Linked DNA regions of Homo sapiens: region 2 is linked to region 1. Evidence: chromatin loops called from intact Hi-C (ENCODE). Cell type or tissue: B cell. All regions are shown on one strand. Links, peaks and the distances in the headings refer to the core of each region. The heading gives the core; the rest is flanking DNA. Region 1 has its middle 46 kb from the start of UST. Region 2 has its middle 98 kb from the start of UST.

Region 1 (4,398 bases), core at 214-4,213:
GGTAAGCCCCTCACTGCCCGGGACTGGCGGGGCCGGCAGGCCACTCCGAGTGGGGGGCCCTCCGAGCCCACGCCCACCCGGAACTGGCGCTGGCCCCGCAAGCACAGCATGCAGCCCCGGTTGCCACCCGCGCCTCTCCCTCCACACCTCACGGCAAGCTGAGGGAACTGGCTCTGGCCTTGGCCAGCCCAGAAAGGGGCTCCCACAGCGCAGCGGCAGGCTGAAGGGCTCCTCAAGTGCAGCCAGAGCGGGCGCCAAGGCCGAGGAGGCACCGAGAGCAAGCGAGGGCTATGAGGGCTGCCAGCATGCTGTCACCTCTCAACACTGCTGCAGTTTCCTCCCAGGCCCACCTCTATTTAGGGTCAGGCTGGCTGGAGAGGATTCACCTCTCAGCCTTGCTTCAGAGCCTCCTTGGCTTCCTCTGGAGCACTTCCTGGAAGATCTACTGCAGACCCTGCTAGGGCATGGGAGAATATCTGGACTTCTTGGGCACCACGCATGGGCTCAGGGTGAAAGGGGTGGGTTGGAGAGGTATTTCTTAAGCAGTTAAATCCATGATCTACTGCTCTTCTTTTTTTGACCCTTCAGTTACTTTGTTCACTTCTCTAAAGGATTTACATATTTTGAGTTGTTTTTTTTTTTTTCAAAGACAGGGTCTTGCTCTTTTTTTTCAAAGGCAAGGCCTATCTCCAGGCTAGAGTGCGGGTGGTGCGATCATAGCTCACTGCAGCCTCGAACTCCTGGGCTCATGGGCTCAAGTGATCCTCCTGCTTCAGCCTCCTGAGCAGCTGGGATTATAGGCATGTGCCATTGCATCTGGCTAATTTTTTTTAAAGTTTTTTGTAGAAATGAGGGGTCTCACTTTGTTGTCTAGACTGGTCTCAAACTTCTGGCTTCCAAGGATCCTCCCCTGGCTTCCAAGGATCCTCCCCTATGTTAACTCTCTTCATCTTCACAGCAACCTTATAGAGTACATGCTATTAACACCCTGAGGTTATGGATGAAGAAACAGGTGCAGCGAATGGGTGATTTGCCTAAGGTTGGGCAACAAATCAGAAACAGGTAGGATTTGAGCCCAGGAATCCTGGTATCAGAGTCTGTACTCAGAAATGCTAGGCAGAGAGAAAATTCTTGAACTTTGAGAGTAGGCTGTTAAAATGTGATTATTCAACAAGAAATTTCTCTTCTAAATAAATTATTTAGATGTTAAAAATTCTTCTGACATGAGCAAATACTCTTGACAATAGTTCAGAGAATCTAGGTCAGACCTTTTACTCTGCTAACCTAGTTCTTCACTAAAAAGCAACATCTACTACCGTTATTACCAATAATTAAAATAATAATGGCAATGACTTCATGGACCTGCTGCTTATAAACTTCACTGATATGATAGTATAGTAAATATAATTTGTTCAGAATTAGGAGGCTGACCTCTAGTGTCATGATTTTAATTAGCTGGATGTTAATAAATATTGGGATAGTTTTTAGTGCTGTAAGTTTTTTTTTTTTAATAAAAAGTCTTCTCCTTGAATACTTGTGATTTTTTTCATTCTTTTTTCTTTTCTTCCCTTAAGAAAGCAAATATTTATTTCACATACAGAGAAATTAGTCACTCTGTTTTCATTGTTCCTTTATTTTTACATCTCTAATTTAATCTTGTATTAATTCCCAAAAGCAATTGTGCAATTTTGGGTTTTTCTGAAATACGTCTCATTCATTCCCTAAAGCTTTGGAAATGCTCCATGGTGCTCCTTTCCCCAAGCCTTTTTGCATTTTAAAAAATTCCCTTTCTGTTTTAGAGCCAAACTTTGCCCTTGTCCCAAACTTCTATATTTTAAAAATACTCTTGTCTTATTTTCTAATGATTGGGTGAATTTCATTTCTACCACTTTTCTATTTTTTTTTCCCTGGATTGTTTTGGTGATTCAATTTCTGGGCTCCAAATATATAGTTGCCAGATTTTTACTGCTATTGGCCATAAAATCCTGCCCAGTCACTGGGCTGTAAAAAAGCAGATGCAAAATTGCTCCTACTGTCGGCTGCCAGCTGTGTAGTCCCGCAGCCAGAGGCAGAGAGGCCGTATTCCCCCCACTTTCCTTAGATTCAGGAGCCTGTTCAATACGCATTGCCTATGTCACGACCTGCATAGCTGCCTGTCAGTAACCGCCTAGGGCTCTTATTTGTGTAAATAAGTTAGTTTCATTTTCATTTTGTTTGAACTTCCACATTGCCACTACATAGAGAATGTTTTCTTTATCTTTTCCTACTGAGTTGTAAATAATTGTTACCCTAATCTTGCAGATACAATGATGCTGCCTTGATTCTGGTGTGTTAGGTTCAGTTCACAGGAGCTACTCTCCTTTTCAAAGCAAGCAGCATCAGCACACTGATTCTTGGCTGGAATTCGGAGACCCGGAGACCTGGGCAGGAGACAGAAGCAGCATTGTATGAAAGGATGAAAGAGAGACAAGAGGCAGCATCCTGGGTGTGAAACGAAAATAATATCATCTGTCTTGTCCAAATGAACTGGCAATGCAAGGGGGCCAACCATAGAAAGAATCTATGTGGTAAGCAATGGAGTAGAAACCAGATCAGATGAACGGCCAAAATGCATGTTTATTTTCTCATTGGATTCTCATGGTCTCACCTCCATGGAGAGACAGAACTAGAATTTGACCCATGCAGTGTGACCAGAGGGCCTGGACGCCAAGTCTCTGCTTGACTGCCCTGGTTTACGGTCTTTGAGAGGTTATTTTCTGCCCAAGAGCATCCATTAGTACATGGGAATCCAGACTTGGAACATGCTCTGTCTGGCTCCAGAGTCCTCTAGGTTTTCAAATATTCTACTGAGATTGAGGCAAAGGCTCAGGAAGCATCCCCTGAGCTGGAAAGGGCTGCTGTAATTGGTTTTCATAGGACACCTGTATAGTGGGCTGTTGACCCAGCTTGTACACAGTCTCAGTGAGGGTGATTTTTTTAAGGCTTATTTGTGTTTTTGCTTATATCATGGCCCTTTAGAATACTCATTTGATTGCCTTGTAGTGGTTGTTATTTTTCATTTATTTTGAGTGGGTATGTTATTTTCCTTTCTGGCTGCTTCTTTTCCTGCCATTTTGGGGTTTGACCCAATCTACTACAAAATATAGATGTTCCTAGTATTTTTTTTCATGTATTTAAGCCTCTTCTAGTGTGTTCATGTGTTTAATGTCAAAGCTTCTGTCTTACCCCAAAGTTTATATGGTTATATGATTATATCTCTCCCTTTACCCTTTCTTTGGAATCGATTTTTAAAAAATTAATAGACTTCATTTCTTTTAGCAATTTTAGGCTTACAGAAAAACTGGGCAGAAAATACAGAGCTCCTATATTCACCTTCCCCACTCCCACACACCGTTTGTGGAAAAGACTATCTTTTTTCCACTAAATTGACTTTTCTCATTCATCAAATATCAGTTGACCTTATTTGTTTGGATCTATTTCTAGGCTCTGTACTCTGCTCCACTTATCTGTCTATTCTTTCACCAATACCATGCTGTCTTGATTATTGTAGCTTTATAGTACTTCCTGGAGTTGGATAGTGTAAGGCCTCTGATTGTATTCTTTTCTTTCTTACTTAATGAAACCCAATACTGGGTTGGCTATTCTGGGTCTTTTGCCTTTCCATACAAACTTTAGAACTAGTTTGTCAAAATTAAAAAAAATTTTTAAACCTTTACTGGTATTTGGATTGTAATTTCATTTAATCTATAGATCCAGTTGGGAAGAAGGGATATTTGACAATATTAAATCTTATCCATGTCCATGGTGTATCTCTCCATTTATTCATATATTCTTTGGTTTCTTTCATCAGAGGTTTATAGCTTTTATCATATAAATCTTATACATATTTTGTTAGATTTATACCCATTTTTTGGTGTGAATGTAAATGGCATTATTTCTTAATTTCAAATTCCAGTTGTTCATTGTTGATATGTAAGAAAGCAATTAACTTTTAAATATTAATCTTGTATCTGCCAACGTTTACATAATAGCTTACTAATTCCAGAAGGGGATTTTTGTTGTTGCTGATTCTTTCGGATTTTCTACACAGACAATCATACCATCTATATACGAAGACAGCTTTATTTCTTTCTTCCCAATCTGTATGCTTTTAATTTCTTTTTCTTGTCTTATTGCACTAGTTAGGACTTCCAGCATGATCTAAAATAAGACTGGTGAGAGCAGATATCCTTGCCTTCCTAAATTAAAAGGAAAGCATCTAGTTTCTCTTCATTAAGTATGAAGTTAGCTGTAGATTTTTTGTACATGTCCTTTATCAGTTTGAGAAAGTTTCCCTCTATTCCTAGTTTGCTTGGAGTTTTTACCGTAAGTGGATGGTGGATTTTGTTAAATTCTTTT
Region 2 (4,398 bases), core at 325-4,324, 51 kb before region 1:
TAAACAACAATGTTGAACATCTATCTTATGTGCTTATTTTCCTTCTCTATATCTTATTTGATTAAGTTTCTGTTTAAATCTTTTGCCCATTTTTATTTGGATTATTTGTCTTATTATTGAATTGTGTGAGTTATTTATATATTTCAGATACAAATTCTGTATCTGAAAATATTTGAAAATATTTTGTTAGTCTGTGGCTTACCTTTTCATATCCTTAAATTTCTTTTGAGGACCAAGAGTTTTTACTTTTGATGAAATCCAATTTTTTTTATTTTATACTTTGTACTTTTATGTCCTAATTATAAAAAGCTTTTTTTTTTTAAGAACTGATGTTTATTTTCCAACAACCTTATTTCCATTTTGCTTAGGAGCCTGTGGAAAATGGCTTAAGACCGACCACTCAGTGGTTTTTCATACCCATTCAGTGGCCCAAGCAGTGGGAGCTGTGGACCAGTCTTCCATGGCAGGCTGAGTGCTCTAGTCTTCAGTAGGGACCTGCTGAACAGACACAGGGGGCACCTGTGTGACCTGCACACCTTCAAAGCAGGCTGCAACCTCAGGCTGAGTAGCAGTACACTCAGGAGCCAGGGCAGTCCCTTCACCCTGAAATTCCTCCTTAGCCTCAGCTTTTTTAGCAGCAGCCTGCTCTTTCTTTCTAATCTCCTTGGGATCTCTGTAGACATAGAGATCAGGCACGACCTCCTATGGGTGTTCACAGGAGATGGTGCCATGCATATGCAGAACTTCCAGGCTGGCATCTTCCACATCAGACCCACTGAGTGAGTGCCCTTGTTGTTGCAGGGGATGGCAATGTCCACAGCGCAGACGAGAATCTGTGTGACCCAAAGCAATGGTAGGCAGGTTAGCATAAGACACCTCTGTGAGAGGCTGGTGGTCAGCTCTGGGATCAGTAATTGCCAAGAGCCATGGCTCCCAGAAGGCTGCCTGGGTCTGGTTAGTGAAAGTTTCAAGAGTGAAACAATGAAACAGCCAGCAATAGGAGTGACTCCAGTGGCAGCAGCAAACTTCAGCACAGCCCACTGGCCAGTATTCTGGAGGGCGTGACACTGACATCAGCACAGTTTTCAATGGCAACAATGGCGCCAGCTGCCAGAAGAAGCTTCTCCCAGGTCCTGTTCAGATTTAGGAAGCAGATGCTTTCACTTTTCCTTTTATAGGTGTACTGTTCCATTTGGAAGTCGAGGTTGATGCCACCTAATTGGGTCCCTGCTGCAAGAAACTTGAGGACATCCTCCTCCTTCATTTGCAGGATATCAAGGGCTCCAGACGTTGTGAAAGTTTCCCTTGAAGTTACAATGGAATCCAGAACAATGCCATATGGACCCTCCTCTGGGTATCCAGAAAGCCTAATTATGAAAACTTTAGCTAACTTGTGACTGCTTGGATTTTCTCTGATGTCTTCTAGAAGTTTTATGCTGTTGACTCTTACCTTAAGGTCTTTATCTATTTTGAATCAATTTTTCTTTATGGTGTGAGGTAAGAAACAAGGGTAATTTTTTAGCATATAAATATCCAGTTGTTCCAGCACCAACTGTTGAAACAATTATCCTTTCCCCCATTAAATTCCCTTGGTATCTTTGTCAAGAATCTATTGACAGTGATTGCTAACAGATTTCCAGAAAGAAGAAGTGAGAAGCACAGCAGCCTACTAAGCATAACAATCGTTTTACTAAAAAAGAAGTTAAAGAAAATAGTTTTTTTTAAGTTTCTGCACATTGTTCTGAGGGCATACAGAAAATGAAGAAATATTTATTCCAGAAAATTTACTAAATCCTTGGTAACAGCATAGTCTGTATTGATAAAAGAAAAGCTTTAGCCGAATTAAATTTAAAGGAGTTTAATTGAGCAATGAATGATTTTCAAATTGGGCAGCCCACAGAATTAGAGCAAATTCACAGAGACTCCAGCACAGCCATGTAGTGGAAGAATATTTATAGACAAAAAGGGGAAATAATGTACAGAAATTGGAAGTGAGGTACAGAACGACTGGATTGGTTCCAAGTTTGTGTTTGCCTTATTTGAACACAGCTTGAACATTCAGCAGTGTATAAATGGTCGAAGTACAGCCACTGGGATTGGCCAAGACTCAGCTATTGCTCCAGGTGCATACTCCTAAGTTAGGTTTTCAATCTTGTCTGCCTACTAAACTAGGTTGCAGTTTGTTCACAAGGACTCAAATACAGAAGTACAGAGTCCTCCTCAGGCCATATTTAGTTGACTTTAACAGTGTCCTCTGAGCCATGACTGCTTCCTCCCTCCCCTCTCTAAGCTCTGACTTATGGAAACACTGCTCTGGGCACTCAACTTCAGGCAGTGAAGCCCAAGAATATGACACAGGGGATCCCTCTCCCTCCTGTGTCCCAGAATAGGGCTACAGCTTCACCCTGGGAATGCAGGCTGCTGCTGTTTCTCACTTCCCCTATGATGAGAAGCTTTGTTCTTATCATACATGACCTCCTGCATAAACTCTTTCATACAGAAGTTCTGATCATACATAGCCCAAAGGGCTGAGGCTCCCATCTTATACCCTACTCATAGGGTGGAAATACTATTTCAGAACCAGCAGATTGAGAATACTGGGGCTCCAGGTCCCTCCCCTGTCATTCCCAGGGCAGAGGTTCCACAAGGAGAAGGCAAGCTAAGAAGGCTGGAGATTATCATTCTCCCTCCATCCAGCATCCAATAGAGCAGGGATGTCACCAGGATAAGGAGGCTATTATCTACACCCAAGCTCCTGTGCAGTCTGCAGAGTTCCTGCCATAGGAGAGCAGTAGCCTTTATTAAGGACAAAGCTCTGTAGTCCTGCCCAAGGGAACTGACTCAATTAGGAAAATAGTGCAGAGAATTTCATGCCTAAGGGTGTTGTAGAGATAATGGAGATCTTAATTCATGGTGGACAGCAATTAAAAGGGCACTTAAATCCAGCAATCCCACTTCTAAGTATATAGCCAAAGGAATTGAAATCGGCATGTCAAAGAGACATTTGCACTCTCATTTTCATTGCAGCATTAGTCACAATAGCCAAAACATGGAATCAACCTAAGTGTCCATCAGTGGAGGAATGGAGAAAAACAGGGTACATGTACACAATGAAATACTATTCAGCCTTCAAAAAGAAGGAAATTCTGTTATTTGTGACAATATGGATGAATCTAGAGGACATTATGCCAAGAGAAATAAACCATGCACAGAAAGACAAATATTGCATGATCTCACTTATATGTGAAATCTAAAAAAGTTTAACTCAAGAAGTAGAGAATAGAATGGTGGTTTCCAGAAGATGAGGTTGCAGGAGAGTTGAGGGGAAAAGGGAAAATGTTTGTTAAAAAGTGCAAAGTGTCAATTTGTTGACGAAAAGAGTCAAACTCTAAAATATTCGAAGAGGTTAACGCTGAGCCAAATATGAGTGACCATGGCCCATGACACAGCCCTCAGGAGGTCCTGAGAACATGTGCCCAAGATGGTCAGGGCACAGCTTGGTTTTATACATTTTAGGGAGGCATGAGACATCAATCAAATACATTTAAGAAATGCATTAAGATTTGGTTCAGAAAGGCAGGACAACTTGAAGCGTGGCTTCCAGGCTATAGGTAAATTTAAAAATTTTCTGGTTGACAAATGGTTGAGTTTGTCTATGGACTGATTAAAGAAAAACTTCAGCTGACTTCAATTTAAAGGAGTTTAATTGCAAATAAACATATTAAACTCCTTTAAATTGAATTCGGCTGAAGTTTTTCTTTTATCAGATGGTGTCAGAAGCAGGATCTGAAGTGGAGCTTCTAGCCACCCCCAGGAGTGCTGAGTGAACATGCAGGCTACTGCAGAACCCACTTGTGTCCACTGATCTCTCACAGCAGCTGGGAATTGTGGGTAAGCTCCCTCTTGGATTTTGGAGCTCCAGGGATTTGTGTTTTGAGCTCTCTGAGTTTCTTTGAGCAAATTTCTCATCCAAACTGGGTTTGGAAGTCATGACAGAAACTGGACTAGGTCCAGGATGGGATTTGATCTGGAAGTTAACTGGCTTGGATCCAGTTAGACGTCTCTTACATCTGACTGGGTCAGAAAAGAACTGGTAGTAAGCAGTAATATTGCAGGGGTTATAAAACTTGGCTTTTAAAATTCATGGAGCTTTTTGTGTTCTACCCTTTTGTTTCATTTTTCTTGCACACCTAGGTAGGAGGAATCATTGTCTAAGTTAATCAAGAGAATCTGAGAGTAAAGCCAATATTTTAGGTTAAAATGGGATTCTTAATTTCTGGAAAACTGAGCTCCTTTTGGCTTATGCATTAGGCCTGGGAGGCAGCAAAGTCTGGCAGAAATGTCAAAATCTTACTAAAGATAACTTACAATGGAATGTTCCAAATGAAAAACAATGCA

The links. A loop is a pair of places that touch in the nucleus more often than their neighbours do. Peaks named below come from ENCODE experiments on the same cell type or tissue, not always from the same donor. Only the 100,000 strongest peaks of a DNase experiment are listed, where the experiment ranks them.
Region 2: a loop joins it to region 1, with 2.5 times the contacts of the local background. A loop is called at or near these places in 2 of 110 quality-filtered maps.

The regions. Positions count from the first base shown.
Region 1 is chr6:148,698,824-148,703,221 of GRCh38, forward strand. No RefSeq gene overlaps it. Among named protein-coding and RNA genes, the nearest start is that of UST, 46 kb to the right of the region's middle. In B cell, for the core only: no CTCF peak of the experiment used is centred there; a DNase peak (open chromatin) is centred at 2,168; H3K4me3 peaks cover 1,106 bases; H3K27ac peaks cover 688 bases.
Region 2 is chr6:148,647,307-148,651,704 of GRCh38, forward strand. It overlaps the pseudogene RPSAP40. Among named protein-coding and RNA genes, the nearest start is that of UST, 98 kb to the right of the region's middle. In B cell, for the core only: no CTCF peak of the experiment used is centred there; a DNase peak (open chromatin) is centred at 2,335; H3K4me3 peaks cover 804 bases; H3K27ac peaks cover 938 bases.